Regions from separate parts of the Homo sapiens genome. Here region 2 is linked to region 1. A link is a loop called in an ENCODE intact Hi-C map of the cell type or tissue named here. Cell type or tissue: PC-3. All regions are shown on one strand. Links, peaks and the distances in the headings refer to the core of each region. The heading gives the core; the rest is flanking DNA.

The links. Peaks named below come from ENCODE experiments on the same cell type or tissue, not always from the same donor. Only the 100,000 strongest peaks of a DNase experiment are listed, where the experiment ranks them.
Region 2: it touches region 1 in a loop (5-fold over the local background); 2 of 110 quality-filtered maps call a loop at or near these places.

What each region holds. Positions count from the first base shown.
Region 1 is chr11:78,797,151-78,806,191 of GRCh38, forward strand. TENM4 (teneurin transmembrane protein 4) reads right to left here. Exons shown (of 34, transcript NM_001098816.3): 15 at 8,142-8,342. Among named protein-coding and RNA genes, the nearest start is that of NARS2, 230 kb to the left of the region's middle. RefSeq lists an enhancer at 4,928-5,429. In PC-3, for the core only: CTCF peaks have their summits at 1,614 (motif pointing right), 1,820 and 4,577; DNase peaks (open chromatin) are centred at 1,651 and 4,251; H3K4me3 peaks cover 491 bases; H3K27ac peaks cover 6,305 bases.
Region 2 is chr11:78,710,364-78,719,404 of GRCh38, forward strand. It overlaps TENM4 (teneurin transmembrane protein 4), which reads right to left. Exons shown (of 34, transcript NM_001098816.3): 26 at 2,119-2,351. It overlaps LOC124902724 (a long non-coding RNA gene), which reads left to right and starts at 3,397. Exons shown (of 3, transcript XR_007062800.1): 1 at 3,397-3,826; 2 at 5,436-5,689. RefSeq lists an enhancer at 4,766-5,965. In PC-3, for the core only: CTCF peaks have their summits at 5,549 and 5,760; DNase peaks (open chromatin) are centred at 4,408 and 5,438; H3K4me3 peaks cover 602 bases; H3K27ac peaks cover 2,131 bases.

The DNA.
Region 1 (9,041 bases), core at 739-8,738:
GAGAAGCCTGGAAGTGAATCATTGTTTTCTCAGAGTGTCTTTGAGCAAGTCACGCAAGTTCTCTGGACCCTGGTTTCCTGGGAGTAACACCATCTGCAATGTCAGAGGTTAATGTATTTGCTGTTTGAATAAGTCATGAAGCACGTACATGAAGGAGCTCTGTAAAATATAAAATTTCCATTGAAAGAACAGTTTTTTTTTAAGATTACAAGTTATAATAACAGCAGTTTGATTCAGGAAGACAACTAGAGATTTTGTACAAGATATCAGCTTGGGCATCCAAATAGAAACTTCATTCTGAAGCCCAATTTCAGAAGGGCTTATATTTGCATACTGAAGAGATCCAATTCTGATAGAAAACGTTCCAGGGCTGTCAGGGGAAATTCTACTAAATTACAAATCTGCCAGCTCTTGGTTTATCAACCTTTAACTCTGGCAGTATTTAGCAGCATGCTTGTCTGGGCCCAATTTTCCAGTCTTTGATTAAATGTTAGGAACTGACCATCTCATTGTGTCTAAACCGCCACACTACCTCCCAGGCAACTGGGAGGCTCTTCCGTGCCGCCCTCTGACACTTCCCTTCCTCTCTATGCCACTGTCAATCTCCTGGATATTTATTATTCTGAACTTTGATTTCAGGCTATCACTTGCTGTTGGGAAGGGGTACAGGAAATGTCAAGTCTCAATGGATATTATTCCTCTGGAGAGATTCTAACCTTGAGTTTCCCCTCCTATAACATGCCTATACAGAAATAGCCTAACTTGATTGTTTCCTTTTGATGTTTAATTGGATGTTGGTGCTGTGCTTTCTGGACTGAGAAGCTAATGCTTCTCAGAGAAGGAACAATTCTAGCTACACAAATGAGACTTGTAACAGGGGAGAATGCTCAATGCTGAATCTAATTTTCTCTCCCATCCATGAACATAAGACAATTTCTCTGGCATTAAAGCATCTCACTCAGTCTTTCTGTCATTAATAAGAATTAAATTCTGTTCCCTCAAATTTAAATGTAATTATATTTTGCCTCGTAAATAAAATTGAATTTAGCTCTAGTGCAACTGCTATGTTTAGAGCTTTAATTATTTTAACCCGGTTGCTACTTTAAGCTTATTTTTGTTAAAGCATTGAGTTTATTTTGCTGTCGATTGTGACCTAATTTGATAACAGGGCTTTTCAGCGCCATATCCATCTAGTCGTTATTGTTATTATTTATGCTTTGTGATTCTCTTTCCCTTTGGGTAGGGGAGGAGATTAATAGAGAATAAACTGAAAGCTTAGAGGATCTGAGTGTGAATTCTGGAGGGTTCCACTGTGTTAAGGTAGAATCTAGGCCAGATTGAGTTGAGAGAGCCAAAGAAAGAGATCTGATGTGGAGTCTGAAAGGGCAACAGTCAATGTTCATTGACAATTATTTTAAGCCAAGATTTTCGGCACAGCATTCAGCGGGCTCCGAGGTTTGGATCCTGCCTACCTCTGGCCTTCTTTCCTGCCACCCACCCCTGCAGCTTCTATCTCCAGCTGGACTGAGCCGCGACTGTCCAGCTGATCATGCATGCTCTCTACTTGTGCACACGCTGTTCCCTTGGCCTGCACTGCCCTCTCCTCCTTGGCCACCAGGGGGCCTCCCTTCAGTCCCCTTTCAGGGTCTGGCTCACAGATCTCTGGCTGGTGACAACCTTCTCCATTTCCTCTCCCATCCCATTACTGGCCAAGTTCACTGCTTCTGCTTTTGTGCTCCCAAACCCTACTGTACACACAACAATCAGAGCTCTGCTCATGCTGAATAATTAGGCGTCTCATTTCCTGACCAGGCTGTGGGGCTGTCTGATCCTCGGTGCCTAAAACAGTGAATGCCCAGCACACAGGATAGGCCAGAAAGATTCAGTGAATGAATGCAGTGAATGTGTCAGCGTGGGAGCAGGTCTGGAGCTACTGTGGGGTGCTCTCTCTGAGGAGGTTGTGCTCTTCTCTGGAATGGACCTCAGGAAGCTTGTGATGCTGAGAGGAGGCTGACCCTAACTCCCTTGTGCTGTGGGCCACTGACCTAGTTGTTTGGGGTTAATGTGTCAGCTTTTATCTGACTCTTCATCTAGACAATGATCTAGATAATGACTCTTCATCTAGAGTCAATGACCAGTGTTGGGGCTGGGGAAAGGGGATGGTAGAGAGATTCAGAAACTGCAAGGAAACTGCGCCTCTGAGAGAGCAAGTGAGTTGTTTACGGTTACACAGATTCAGGTCCAGGCCTTCTGGCTCCAAACCTTCACTGTATAAACTGTCCTAAGAATTACACTTGTTAGAGTCTAAGGACTGTTTGGATAACTTAAATCTAATCATGCATTCTAAAACTATATAAAACTACTTCATTTATTGACTGCTTACTGAATGCAGCCACCATATACATGTGAAATCTGATTTGGAAAACAACCCTGCAAGGCAGGTGTCATTAGCCATAGTCTATGCTTAAGCTTAGTGTTGAAAATCTAGCCTGGTCCTACTCCAAATTTCATGCAATTCTTGCTGACTGCACGTGTTACCTCCAAACCTGTGCCACTGAATCTCTAAAACATCTCCACCTGTTATTCCACAAAACTCAATTGCAATCAAATGATAAGAATCATAAACCCGCAGCATGAGCATTTTACAGGCAAAATCTCTGCCATGTATTGCTTCTGTGAGCCAGCAACCCTAAGGAATAAAATATAGGGAGAGGGCCCTCTCAAATAAAAGTCATTTATGGGAGACAAGACTGGAGAGAGCTCATATAGCAGTGGAAATGAGGAATAAATTTATGAGGCTGAGGAGAGAGGCTATGGGGGTAAGGGTGGGGAAGGAAGACCTGAGGGAGAACCAACAGGGACAAATGATGAGTCTAAGGGATGGCTTTTGAAAGCGTACCATGGAAAATGCCACAGAGGCTAAAATCTTTAGAAGCCATTAAGCTCTGAAAGAAAGGTGAGCCTTTCCAATTCTAAGGACCATCTCAAAGAGATTAAATTCTTTCCCTTTTCTGAGACAGCTCTGAGCCAAGAGGGTGAAAAGCCAACTAAAGCACAAGGAAGGGGAGATGGGAGGAGTTGTTCTGCTCAGCAGTGCTGCTGAGTGTACCCACTTTATGCAAAAGTTGATGAGGCATTCAGCCCAGCAGGCCTGCTCCCTAGGGAAGATGGCTTGAAGGAGGTGAAATGATGCCAGCTCTTGTCCAGGAGGGCTTCTGGCTGGCTGGCACTGCGCATGAAACTAACATGATCTAGGTCTGGGAAGTGACAGACAAGGAGCACAGAGATTTGGTGTTAGCCCAGCACACTGTGTGGGGAGTGGGAGGGAAGGGGTTTATGAGGAGGTGGGGAGGAGGTGGAGTCCTGAGAGAAGGGATTAGGTTCGCTGTCGGGTAGTGTGCTGGGATCTTCCTGGACAGAGCTTTCGGCTGCAGCCCCTCTCTTCCCTGTGTTTCCAGGGGGCTCTTTTTCTTTCTTTGACTATTCACTGGTTAAGTCATTCATGCAATAATCACCAAGAACCTAATGTATGTTTGTCCCTATGCTAGGGATACTTATAGGCCCTGACCTCACAGAGTTCACAGGGGAGAGAGAGAGAGAGAGAGAGAGAGAGAGATTGATTAGAATACATCAGTCAATATAACATAGTGTTTAGGAGAGACCTTGGAGCCAGATGTGGTTTGAATCTGGACTCCGCCACTTATGAGTCGGGTGAGGGTTGGGGGAGAAAAGGGATGCCAGTATGTAATTTAATCTTTCTGAGCTTCAGTTTCCTTATCTGGAAATGGTAATACTAGTAATACTTCCTTCCCAGGGTTCTTATGAACCTTAGCTAAGATAAGGTTGTAAAGGACTTAGTTCAGTGCCTGGTACATGCTAAATACTAAGAAATGGATGGCTCTTTGTTACTCTATCCTGTGGCTTGTCAGAAAGAGAGATAAGAATGGCAACATGAACACCTCTTTGGATAGAAAGGGGGCATGAGGCAAGAGCTGAGGACTTGGGAACAAAGGGCCTGGATTTAATTCAAACTGCCTCAGGTAAGCTGAGTCACTTAGGGCCAGTCATTCCCCGCTTCCAACTCTTTTCTATCTGTTTAACAGCAACAGCAGTAGCCACCTCCCCCACCATCACTACCACCACCATGATCAGTATCATCCTCACAAGTGACTCAGGAAGTGAAGTCCCACTGGGGCCTATGTCCTGTGCTCTTCTGGGGCATAAGAATCTGTTGCAACAGTTATGTCGTGTGATTTATCAGGAAGGAAGACCACATGCATGAGGCTGGACTGAAAGAGGAATTTCTGAGACGAGACTGGAAGCCAAGTTGCCAGGAAGCCAGGGAACTGAGTAAACACTTGTATAAAATCTGACTTCACTGTTTCCACAAACCTAACCAAAGTGCTGAGGAACTTGTCAGCTCACATTTCAATACAGGGCTGGTTGTTGAGTGCAGGGCATGTTGATTTAAGCTGCTTTCATTAAATCCTGTTCTTGGTGCCAAACAGCAAGACACTCATCTCAGGGAATAGACAGTGTTCCCTCCTAGGAGGCAGCAGGCAGCAGGGGCCCATCTCTACCAACCCAAGAACCCAGAACCAATGCTGATGGTGCAAGGATCACTTGGGATTTGTCCTTTGGCCTGCAGCTCCTGATGGGAGGGACTGGGCAGTGTCTGTGCCAGCTCTGCCATGCCAGGCAGCAAGCAGCATAAGCAAGATGACTTGAGCTACCGTTTGTCTAGGGTGTGAGCTGTGCCAGATACTACAAGAACTACTTTGCCCAAATTTCCTCACCTAATCCTCACAGTGATTCCATAAAGTAATTTTACCTAAGGGAAAATTAAGGGTTAGAGGGTTAAGCCACATGATGAAGCCATTCAACGAGTGGGGAGCAACTCTTCCCCCAAAAAGCCCAGTGCCTGTTCTGCTGCCCTGTAGCTAACTCCCTAAACAGAAAGATAGTTTCTTGGCTCTAGTGAATCCAGGCAACGAGGCATTCCTTGCATAGCTTCACTGCAAAAACTCAATAGCTTTAAAACAGCTTTCACTCAATGAAAGTGCCCTTGGAAGGGAGGTGGTAGAAAGACATTAAGTGCTTACTGTATGACGGACACTGTTCTACGTGCATACCAAAACGATGTACTTTAATGATTACATAACCCGCTGAGGCAGGTACTATTACTATCTCCATTTTTCAGATAAGGAAACTGAAGTCAAGAAAAGTGAGCTTTCTTGCCAAGGTCGCATGGTTAACATGTGGCAGAAGCAGGGTGGAACCCAGGCCAGCAGTTCCTGCACAGCAGGGGCTGAGGAGAGAGAACAGTTGAAATGCCCTCATTCTCCTTCAAACCAGCTTCCAGAGGTGAAGTGACAGCTGAGGAGGAACGTGGCCTGTGGAGAGTGCTGGAAAGCAGGCTGCCCCAGCGTGGGGCCAAGCCTTGACTCCCAGCTTCCTCCCTCACCAGCATGGCTCATGCAAGTCACGGCCACTCCTCTAGCCTCATCACAGGAACAGGGGCAATACCGTACCTGTCATCCCAACCTCACAGGGCTGCTGTTGCGCAGGGTGTGTGTTGCCATGTGAAACATCTTTGTATGCTATGGGACACTCAACAAACGCCAATTGTTTTCACTATTACAATACTTTTAAAGCTGCCTTTTATATTCCTGGCCTTGTGGCAATCATGAGACCCTTCTAGTCATTTATAGGATAGAGATTTAAAAATTAGAATCTATATTTCTGAAAGGGATTTCATCTTCCATCTTATAATCAAATGTCTTTGTTAATATCAAGTGCTCTACCAATGAGTGTTTTAATCATCATCATAACAACAGCTAACAACTATTGAGCTCATATAATGGGCCAAATCTTTTTTTCTTTTCTTTTTTTTTTTTTGAGATGGAGTCTCACTCTGTTGCCCAGGCTGGAGTACAGTGGCACGATCTCAGCTCACTGCAACCTCTGCCATCCGGGTTCAAGAGATTCTCCGCCTCAGCCTCCTGAGTAGCTGGGATTACAGATGCTTGTCATTGCGCCCGGCTAATTTTTGTAGTTTTAGTGGAGACGGGGTTTCACCATCTTGGCCAGGCTGGTCTTGAACTCCTTGACATCATGATCTACCCACCTCGGCCTCCCAAAGTGCTGGGATTACAGGCGTGAGCCACTGTGCCCAGCCTTTCATTTTCTTAAATAATTCTCACTATAACTCCAGAAGGTAGGTACTATCATTATCTCCATTTTATAGCTTCAAAGGGTAAAGTAACTTGCCCAAAATTATAATTAGTAAGTAGCAGGGCCAAGATTTGAAACCCCCAAAAAAAGATTTGAACCCAGGTCTGTCTGACTCAGGGACTTTCCTCATCACATGGTTCTCTCTTGCCTTTGCACATGAGGACAGATACGTGTTTGACACCAGTTACGGGGAGTGGTATAGCCAGGACTGAGGAAAGGGAGATCTCATAATTCTATTCAAAGTCCCTTCTAATAGTTCGGTTGTTTCCGTTTACTGAGCTAACTAAAGAATACTTAGTAATCTCATCCAAAGTTATACGTACCTCCTCAGAGGCTGTGGGGTTTCATCAGGGATTAACAGTGCAAGACGCAGTTATATACCTATCATAAATTAGCTTTGTGGCCACATAATGAACAATGCAAGCCAGCGTAGCTTTAAGAGGACCATTTATTATATCGCTATAAACAGAGCTATATAAAAAGAATTATTCCTAAGACCCTGCACATCTGTGCTTACAATCATGCCTTTACATGAGCTTTGCAAACAAGGATAAAAGTCCAATTTAGACTGTGTATTGAACATCAATTCTCTATTCAACAGGGAAAGGTAATTCAAAGTATCCCAAAGGCATGAATGCTACATGGATCTCATTTTTGCCAAAGGTCTCAGCCATCTTTCTTGGTCACAACCAGAACTGTTAATACACAACATAATGAGCTAATCTGATACTCACTTTGTTTAAACAGCGTGGAGTGCCGAGGAAAATGATTTTGAGTAAAAAAGCATAGCTGGAGATGCTATCACTTTTTAGCTTTTTGTCCCTGGGCAGGATCACTTAAAATTTTTCCAAGCCTTAGCTTCTTTATCAGTTCACTTATCTCCATTTTGTTGTTGTTGTTCCCCTCCCCTTTCCCAGAATGCACACTCTACGAAGGCAGGGGCTCTTTGGTCTCCATCCTCTCTGATTAGAAGAGTGCCTGGTATACTGTAGGGGCTCAGTAAGTATTTGCTGTTTAAAGTATTATGTAAATTGGTAAAACATGGATAGCTGACAGCTTTCTTGTAGGGTTTTTGTGCAGATTAAATGAGAGATGAGACGTGACCATAACCCACTATATACCTATACTGTGCTAGGTGACTCACGTATGTTCCCATTTAATCTTCACTTTGAAAGGACCTGTAAATCATAGTGTTTTCAAACAGAAGGGTGCCAACATAATTATCCTTTGTACCTTATATGTACAAACCCTGTGATGAACCAAATGCCACAATCAAGAACACATTCAATCATGTGTTCATGCATTCATTTATCATTATTTATTGAGCAGGTGCTGTGGGTCAGGCCATGCTGAGTCCTGGGGCTGCAGAGGTGAACAAGACATGTTTGCTACCCTCATGGAGCTTAGTGACTAACAGAGCATTTGGCTAGAAGGGCAGGTGGGGGCCAGATCCCAAAGAACCCTAAACACTACACTGAGTTTGGACTTCATTCTGAGAAATGGGTGAAACTGAAGGGTTTGATGGCTGGGACATTTATCCTATAAGGCCCACCCCTACAGAGCTTACCTAGGTACACTTTCCCTATGGCCTTGCCTCCAGGGATGATGTCTTAACATGAGATGAGAGTTCGGTGAAACACATCTGTAATTATAAGCTCCATTGTTAAGGGGTAGTTTTGAATCTCAGGGCCACTACTATGGAAGGAATGATGTAAGGATGTAATTTTTGAATCCTCTCTTTGTCTAAGAGTAGAGGTGTTGAAGGCTAGAGTTCAGAGAAAGAGGAAAAGCACTCAGAGGCACGGGGAATGCATTGCTACGTGATTGGGAACAGTCACGTGATTGGTGACCATGTCACAGTGGAAATCCCCTCCCTCTACCCATGCTTCTTCTCCCCCTGCATTTACCGATAGAACAGTCGTGTCCAGTCCAGCTTGGGTCACAGCTGCAAAGCCCGGTGTCCGGGAGGAAGGTTCCGTGGCCTGAACACTGGTCTAAGCATGTGGCCCTGGGGGTCTCGCAGTTGGTGCCTCCCCATCCCACAGAGCAGTGGCATTCGCCTCTCACGCAGACACCCCGGCCTGAACATGTGGGGTCCATGCAGTCCACTGTGAGATGGAGGAAGGAGAACATAGGTAAGCATCTGACCAGCAAAGGTGAGGCTTCTTTAAGCAAACTACTTAGCTTTGTGGCCAAGGGGCTTCATACATTCTGGCAGAAGGATGCATAGGTCACTTAGTAAGGTGAGAGCAGTACTGCGGCAAATGGCAGACCTGGCTTCCCAACTCCACCCAGGTAGAAATCCCTACCACTTCGTTTGTGGGGCAAAGTAAGAAATGTGTCTCAAGCATCAGCATAGCACTTCATGTCTACTAGATTCTGTTTCATTCACTTCTGAATCTCCACCTCCTAGAACATTGCCTAGCACACAGGAGGTGTTTAATAAGTCTTCATAGAATGAACTTTTATTATCACTTCATAATGCAGGTTTATTTTTGTAGGCATGAGACTAAAATAGATTCCTTCATTTAAATGATAATTTATTTTTAATTAAATTCCATTAGATTTTATCATCTTCCCCAAATTCTTGAGATTGATATGAACTTTCAAACTTCACTTTCCTGGCCAGGTGTGGTGACTCACACCTGTAATCCCAGCACTTTGGGAGGTTGGGGTGGGAGGATTGCTTGAGGCCAGGGGTTTGAGACCAGCCTGGGCAACACAGCGAGATCCTGTCTCTACAAAAAATAAAAAAATGAAAAAAATTAGCTAGGCATGGTGGCACACGCCTGTAGTCCCAGCAACTT
Region 2 (9,041 bases), core at 641-8,640, 87 kb before region 1:
GGTGCTTTAAGATGCCCAGGGGCCTCTGAGTGCTGAGAACCTGCTGGAGCACCAACTGTTCCTTCTTAGGCTGGTCAGGCTGGAGAGTGATTTCACACAGAGGACCAGGCAGCCTCAAGGCTGGGAAGCCTTTCTCATGGTCCTGTCGTGAATGTACATTAATTTCATTCTGTAAGTGCCAAGACAGGCGTTTTCTTGTCTGCCTAGCTATGCCCCATCTTTCTCTTCCATCTGTTTGGACTGATGAGTGCTCCATGAATAGTTGGGTTTCTTGTTTACAGAGTTGGCTGCACAGGCTAATAGAAGTGATCTGTCCCCTGATTAATTACCTAATTTTTCTCCTTTTGTTGTGTTAAATAGACGGACATCTTTTCTCCTCCCTGCTGCAAAGTGCCTGCATATCGTGGCACCCTTGTCATTTCTATGTGGGTTAATCATAGGCTTTTGGGTAAATGCACTGCCGCTTCATCTGTGTGAGGGTGGGGGGCCACGAGGGCGGGGAAGAGAACACACATGTGTGGAGAACAACTGAAAAGCCCTGGAGGGAATAAAAATTCTTAGAAAAAACTGTTTTAAACCTAAGAGAGTAGAATGTTGTGGCTGCAAAGGGTCTTGGGGATTATTTAGCCCAACCTGTTCATTAATTGACCAATGGGGAAACTGAGGCCCAGAGGAGGAGGTCCCAGGGCCAGCCAGTAGCAGAGGAAAACCATATAGGACTTCTAAGTGCAAGCCTAGTGTTCTTTCCACTCCTGGCTACTCTCTCAGTATTTGAAAATCATAATTAGGCGGGATTAGCCTTTGTTGATACAATATTTACCCCACACAACTACCACCTGACACTCCAGGTATGTGGTAGAGACAATGTGACTTGATATGATGTGATGTGATATAATAGAACAACAATAATAGGAATCATCGTTTATGGGATGTTTACCATGTGCGGGGTACTACTGCGCTAAGCATTTACATTCCTAATATTCAATCTGTACCACAACTGTGCAGCATATCCCTATTACACAGATAAGGAAAATGAGGCTCAGAGAACTTCAATGATTTGCCCAAAGTCACTCAGCTGTAGATGACAAAGTCTGAATTTGAATGCCTGATTTCACTAGAATCTCCTGCTTTGATTTGAAACTAGGCCCTGAAATCTGGGATTATTTAATAATACAATCACTTAGAATGTTTCTACAGGTTATTATTAAACATATTAATTTTGACCATCAGAATAAACCTAGGAGGTAGACACGGATGGCATTATTACCCCCATTCTATCAGTGAGGATCCTGGGGCTGAGACACTGTAAATCACTGGCTATAGGGTTGCAACACAGTGAACACTCCACTGAGTGTGGATAATGATGGCTTCTCCAAAAAGCTTTCCCAGTCTCCAAGGCACAGGGGTCTCTCTTGGCTCTAAACCCCCATGAACAGCTCTTTCTTCTTGCCTCTCAGAGAGCACCTCTTCCTCTCACCCATGTCACAGTGATTCACACTCAAGTCTTATTTATTCTGCTGCAACAAACTTATCTATGCAACCACTCTATGTACTTGAATATTTGCTGAATAAGCGAATAACAAATTGTGATTGTGGGCATTTAGAGGTTCAACTTTTTGAGGGACTCAGAATTGAGACCTACAGTTAACCCACCCGATAGCATATGAACATATGAAAACACGATACACTAAAATGTTTTTGTGTAACAATAACATGAGAGACAGCATATATGTCCAATAGTAGAGGACTGGGACATCCATTTGCTGGAAAACTATATAGTCATTAAAAATGAGTACACAGAAACAATTTAATGACATGGAGAAATGTTAATGATCTAGCATTTAGGGAAAAAAAGCAGTTTGCTTAATGTGATCTCATTTTGTTTGTTTTTAGTAAACACTACATACACACAAACACTTTGAAAAAAGACTAGGAGAGAAGACAGGAAATGTTAACTGGGAGTATTTCTGGCAGGTGGAATTATCACAGTTTTTACCATCCTCCATATATTTCTTGGTATTTTCCAAAAATTTTTGCAATATTAATCATGCATGTTTTTCTGAAAAGGAAAATACCCCAATAAATGTTATTGACAATGTCTCTAAGGCAAGGCCTTACCCCTGGGATTGGTGAGTGTGGCTTCTGTGGCCTTCCCACCATCCCCGCAGCGAGTGTCATCAAAGGGGAGGCACTGGTCACCTGTCCCCGCAACCACCTCAGAGTTCTTGACAAGGTCCTTCACCACCACAGTGGACTTGATTTTAAAGACCCGCCGGCTGTTGCTGTCAGAAAGGAAGACGGCCCCACTCATGGGGTCTGTGGCCAGGTAGTATTTGTGTGCTGGACTGTGACTAGAAAACAAAGACATGGCCAACTGGTGAGCATTTTCTTCTTCCTATGAGTAGCTGGAGATGTACAGATGAACCCCTGGCCCTTTAGAATCCAAGCAAAAATATCTTATGGGGATGATGCCCCTATTTTGGGTGATGGTTCCCCAATTTTTCTGACCTCAGTCATTGGCTTAACTATCCTTCCCACCCACTATTCTTGCAAAAACCCCTTGCAATTCTTGCAAGAACCCCTTGCACTATTCTTGCAAAAACCCCTTCAAGATGAAATGATTAAGATGACCAGCTCAGTGCCATGTTTGTATCAGGTGCTAAATACACGTTTTCTTAAGAAGATGATCACTGAGGCCTACCACTGGTGTCCCGTTCATTCAAGCTAGAAGGATGGATGCTCTTGACTTTAAAAAAACACTTCAAGAGTTCAAAAACACAAGCCCTTTTCCACAGGATCTTTACAGCAGTCCCTCATCTCCATCTTGGGACTGATGGATGAAACCCTGGCTGGCTCTGACTCCCGGTCAGCAGCATCAACACCGTCTTCAGTGGATACTCATGTTACACTTATCAGGAGCCCAGGAGTCTCCCTCTGGCAGTCAGATATAAGTGAACTGCAGGATTAGTTTGTAATTTGCAGTGAAACCCAAGGAAAAAAAATAAGCAACACAGAAGAGCAGTGCTAATGATGGTTCTGTTTCTGGAAAACAGTTATAAAGATCAGGCTGTGCCAACAGAGAGAGAAGCTTGACTGCAGAGATGCCTTGGGGAGACAAAGCACTGCCTCTAGCCACAGGGTGAGGAAACGGCACAGGATTTGCAATCAGAACAGTCTGGGTTCCAAGTCTAGCTCCGTAATTTCCTGGTTCTGAAACTTGGGCAAGTTACCCGACCTCCTGAGCCTCGAATAGTCCTTATGTGCAAAATAGGGGTGTTAACAGCTACCTTGCTAGTATATTGGGGAAACCAGAGATAAAATAAAAAATGCAAAGTAGCATAGTGTAGTAGATGCTCAATAATAATTATTATTTTAATTACCAATGATTGTGTCTCTTCTTGCACTTGGAGATGACTACGTAGTAGATATCTCTTATTAAGACTGAATTTTTTTACCCCCTGGTACTGACATACAATTTCTTTCAAGTCTAGGGCACATCGGAGTTGAACTTGGTGCTTCTGAGAAGCTAATTTTAAGTTCCTGTGCATGGTCTGAACATTTGCCGGGCCCTAAAACTGCATCTCAATATTGGCAGCCCCTTCCAAGTCTCCGGAAGGTATTTTGATTCAAAGGAAGCTCTGTTTGGACCGGATGGTCTGGTGCTGGCCATTTTCATTGCACAGTGAGGCATAAACTGTGCTAAGAGACTCGGGACAGACTGAGCAGTGATGAGAGCACCAGCAGGGCCAGAGCACTGCAGACCCCCTTCAAGATGAAAGCAAGAGAATTTGAAAAGTCTAGAAAGAAGCTATTTTGCATTTATCAGGTATGTAAGTTTGGGGTCCTTTTGAAAAGCAAAATTTTATTTTACAGATTTGTGTTTTTTGAATTCCCTATGAAGGCTGGGGCACCATAATCTTTTCAGTATGTAAGTCACTGAAGGTCTTAATCTGGCCCTGGCAGGTTTGTCATTATAAATGTCTCTTGCCTTGGACAGTGTCCTTGGGGACTGGCTACCTCGAAAGGGGCCAGGCATCCAGATCCAATGCTTTCCTTCTTTGGTTTTCTCTCCCTGAATTCAACTAACCTGATATGATTTTCTCCAACTGTCCTTCCTCTTTAATCCTTCTCGAACCAAGGGGAGGTCTCTCCGCCTGTAGCCTGGGTCCTCTTCAAGCCATTCTTGATCTAACCCAAATACCAACCTGCCATTTCAATGCTTTCCCTTCAAGGATTCCTTAATTCTTACAGAGAAGGTATGAGCTCCCTGCCCCTGCACAAATCCCAGCTTTCTGCTGTGCTGCTCCACCCTCCCATCCTCCCTCCCCTCCCATCCTCCCTACACCTGGCCACAGACCTGTCCCTGCAGCATGCCTCAAGTCTGCCTGCACCTGCTGCTCCTGCTCTGCAGTGTGCCCCGCCCCTCCCTTTCCTACTCACCCTTCACCTGTCAGTTCAAATGCTCCCTCCTCTGCAAACCTTCCCCAGCCTTCTCCCCGTGCATGGAGATTTGCATCCATTCATTGCTGGACGATAGGACATAATGCTGTGACTGTTCATTTATGTGTGTGCCTCCAAAACCCAATCGTCAATACTTGAAGGGAAGAGACTGGATTTTGTTCGTTTTTGTTTTTCCAATGTTCTGCTTCGTGCCTTCTAGCCCATGGCAGCCACTTGTTTTAAGTAGATGGCATGTCTATTTTTAGATTACTTAGGTAGTGTTTGCATTCGCATTATTTAGCTCTTCTTTTACTTCTCTTCTGGGGTTAGCAGTAAACAGGACAGGTATCCTGTCTATTTTGAAATGTCCCCTGAGACTTACCCTATAATGTAGCACAGATTTAAGCTTCCCAGATGACATCAATTCTGGCTACATAAAAGGCGGTGACCTTAGATCCTACTGTGTAATCCTGGGGCAGCCTTGATCTTTCTGCTTTTCTGATGACAGCTCTGAGGCGGGGTGATTTTTTTCATTTCTTTGCACATCACTCATGATAAACTGGTGCTATTTACCTCGGCAGAAAAGGGTCCCTGAGGGGGTATGGTGAGGGGGCCCTGTCCACTTAGATTAGCCCCCTGAGTTTCCAGCTCCTGTCTCCCTGCACTGCTCCAGAGAAGTGTCACTCATGTGGAGTTTCTCAGATCAGTCAATTCCAGGACAGGGTGGCATTGGCAGGATTATCCCAGAGTCCGTAAGAGCTGTGGCTGCATCTTTCAGCCCAAGGACAAATCTGAGGTCTGCTGGTAAGTTAAGCATAGGGAAAACAACAACTAGCTTTGAGCTTAGAAGGTGTAGGCTCTCATTTAGGTGAGTCACCTAAATAGTTCAAATCGTAGGTCCCTTAGCTGTCGAATGACTAAGTCCCTGCTCGGCTAGGCTCACAGGCTTGTCGTTGGGATCAAATGAAATTATACATCTCAACAGCCCTTTCTAGTTTGCAGAGCTCTCTGAACATTCAGCTCATTTCGTCCTCCTGCCACCTGGCCCTGGGAGCTGCAGCTGCATCTATGATGCCCATCTAGACTCCACCAGGCTGCAGCGCCACCTGTCTGCAGAACAGAGCTGCAGAGATGACTACCACTGATAAGAATGCATCTGTGACCACCTAGGGATGCCCATTCTGTCCCAGACACTGCGCTAGCACTTGATGCACACATGACCTCATTTTCTTCACAACTACCATATAAGGTAGGTACTTTCCTCCCTTATATTTCAGAAAACTGAGACTGGAAGAGGTGAAGTGACTTGACTGGGACCACAGATTCCTAAGTGGCAGGATGAAATTCCAACCGAGTTCTGCTTGACTCCAAAGTCTGTGTTCTTTCTACTTCCCCACCCTGCTGCCCAGGATCTAAAAGGTTCCTCTGCCCATATTCACCTGGGAGTACCTGCTCATCTTCTGAGGTTCAGCTTATCTGTAATCCCATTCCTGAACCCCCTCTTCTTCCCCACTGGTAGAACTGGCCTCTTCCTTCATTGTGTCTCCACTAGAGCTTACAAAGTTTATACTTTTAGTATCTGTAGCACCAATTAAACTTTTCTGTTTAATTGTCTGTCTTTTGGATGAAACCTTGAACTCCTCAAGAGGAGGGACTGATTACCAGTCTCTGCGGCTTTGAACTGGGCTGATGCAGAATAAGTACTCCAGAAAGTTCTGCTGAATCAGCCTCCCTGGCTGGAGTATACATAGGAAACGCTCACTGCTAACAATCTTAGAGTGATGGTTCTCAAACATGGCTACACATCAGAATGGCCTGGAGAGATTTAAAAATAGCCCTACCCATAATGATTGAAGGGTGTGGGCATCTATACCTTTGAGATCTCTCCAAGTGACTTGGAGGCACAGCCAGATTTGGGAACCATGGCCTTCGAGCAGTTCTTTTTCAACTTTAATGTGCCACCTGGAGCCCTTGCTAAAATGCACATTTCAATTCTGTAGCTCTGGGGCGGGGAACTTGAGAGTCCACATTTCTAACAATCCCCAGAGCAGGCCAGTGTTGCTTGTCTGTATTTTGAGCAGCAAGGCCTTAGAATACTCTACAAATCATAAATGTCTCAGAGCATGAGACGGAAGACGGCCTTCAGTGGAGGCCTCAGGCCTGGCTGTGTGGACAGGGAGCATTTCCTGGAAACGGACCATGTCTGATTCTGATTCAATTCTGATGCCCAGTATCCTGAGCAGGGCTGGACACAGAGTAAGATCACAGCTTCATTTTCAGTTTGCTGTAGAAGTCTCTAAGGACCCACATTCTCTTCCAGTTCCTCAAACATAACCTTAGTTTCTCTGGAAGTGATGTAAAATCAAGAGGCCTTCAGGGTACCATTCCTGAAGTTAATGAGCTGAAGCCAAGCTTCACTCTGCCCTCATTCTGGATGGTGTTTGGAATTTCCCAGTAGGAGCTGGGAACCTAGGAGTCTGTAGGGACATACAGGCTCACTTCCTTGTGAGTGAGAATTCTCTTTGTCTCTAAGTAAGGTCTGCCTCATGCAAAGGAGTGTCCTTCAATGACAGCAGTTGGCAGCCCTGGCAGAATTTGATTCCCTGGTTCTCAGAACCAGTGGGAAGAGGTTGAGTGTTGGAGCCACACAGTCAAGGGTTCAAATACCAGTTCTACCATCCACTTGGCTAAGTGACCCTGGTCACATCACTTCTATAGCCTCAGTTTTCTGAAGCTGAGAAATGGGGATAGTCACACCTATTTCAAAGGATTATTTTGAGGACAAAATTGCATGAAGAATATAAACCTCTGAGCATAGTGCCTGTTCCACTAAAAAATAAAATACCCAATAAATGGCAGCTTTTAAGCAAAGCTGGTTCCTTTAGAAACTACTAGAAGATTTGGTGCACAGTGGAAACACTAAGTATGTCAGACTTTATTTTGTCCTGCTCAACCTATTTCCCGGGACAATTAAGGGCTCTGAGTTAATATAATATGTGTATCTGGGTTTGATGGACACTGGAGTTCAAATGTACTTCTGAAGAAAAGGCTTCAAACATCTTCCATGACCCTGGGGAAGAGCTCTGGGACGAGGCAAAGATGCTTATTTCCTGAAGGAGTCTGTAGAGGAAGATGCCCCATGGATTATGGGTTTCTGTACTGAGCATGCCCGACACAGCAGGCTGGCACTGAGGCTGGAAAAGCAAAAGGCAGACATGAGTCTGCTCCGGGGAAGCACACACACAGCCTACAGTTGCCAGTCATGGGGCCAGACATATTACTGGGAGTGGCTGGGACAGTTAATGGAGGAAGAGATACAACTCTATAATTTTTAAAATCCATCTCCAACATTTACTGATGGGGACACTGAAGCCCAGAGAGAGGAAGAGATTTGCCAATATCCAGGTGGCAGTTAATATCAGAGCTGAACCCAGGCTCTCTGTCTTCTGGTTGTCTTTAGAAAACTGCAAGGCAGAAAGTGATTCATTTTTTCCTTTCTACTTTGGTTCATCTTAGAAAGTTTTTAGTACCGAAGAAAACAATTAATTGACGAAGGGTTTAAAGTCATACCATGAATATATAAAAAGATCACTGAACATCAGAAACAAAATGTTCCCAAACCACAAACTCTTTCAGTTTATACATGAGACTGGAAACCAGAAACGCCAGGTAACCAGCCCAAGGCCATATGGTGAATGTGCAGCAGGGCTGGACAGCACCTGGCCTTCTGACTCTTCCCAGCTATGTCCCCCTGGGTCATGGCTGTGTCCTTTGCAGCCGCCACCACTAACTGAATGTTTCAACATTAAATGCTAGGCTTTAATCCAAGACCTGCATGTGAAATGTACTTCTGTGTTTTCTGTACAACTGAAGTTGAAGGCATGGGTCATTACATAGTTCAGTATCATCCATACAAATCTCATTGAAAATCTCAGATTTCAGTGTCAGGAAAAAAATGTTCTCTTCTGAGAAATGGGCATGTTTTCAATTTCTGATGCCATAAAGTATGAAAATAATTATGTTTTCTTATTTACACTGGCTGCCAGGAAGCTCAGAGCTTAATCAATAAATAATCACATATATGTTTCCTCCTTTTTTGTTACCAATTTCTCTTTGATTTACTTTAATACATGTGCCTTTGGGTGTAAGAGGATTTAATTCCTTTTTGGGGAAGATGGAGACATCATAATTATCATATAATAATAATTGTTATGATAATAAATTATAATACTGTTAACTCTATAGGATGTTATCATTATTATTACTACTACTACTATTTCTGGAGCTCCTCCCTGTGCCTAAAAGTACTGAATAGTTTACAAATATCTTCTGTGATCATTACAACAAGACTCCAAGGGAGATTTTATTAACCTTATGTTAGAAACTAAAGCTTAGAGAGATGAAGGAATTTTTTCAAGGCCACATAATTGGGGAGCTTCAGTTTTCTCATCTGTCTACTGATGTAATCATGGATATCTGCTTCACAGAGTGGTTTGGCGATAGAACGCTATAGTCCATGTAAAGGACATAACCCTCTATCTGCTACATAGTAAATGTTCTATACATGTGAATTATTAAATAATTATATTTACTACTTATAA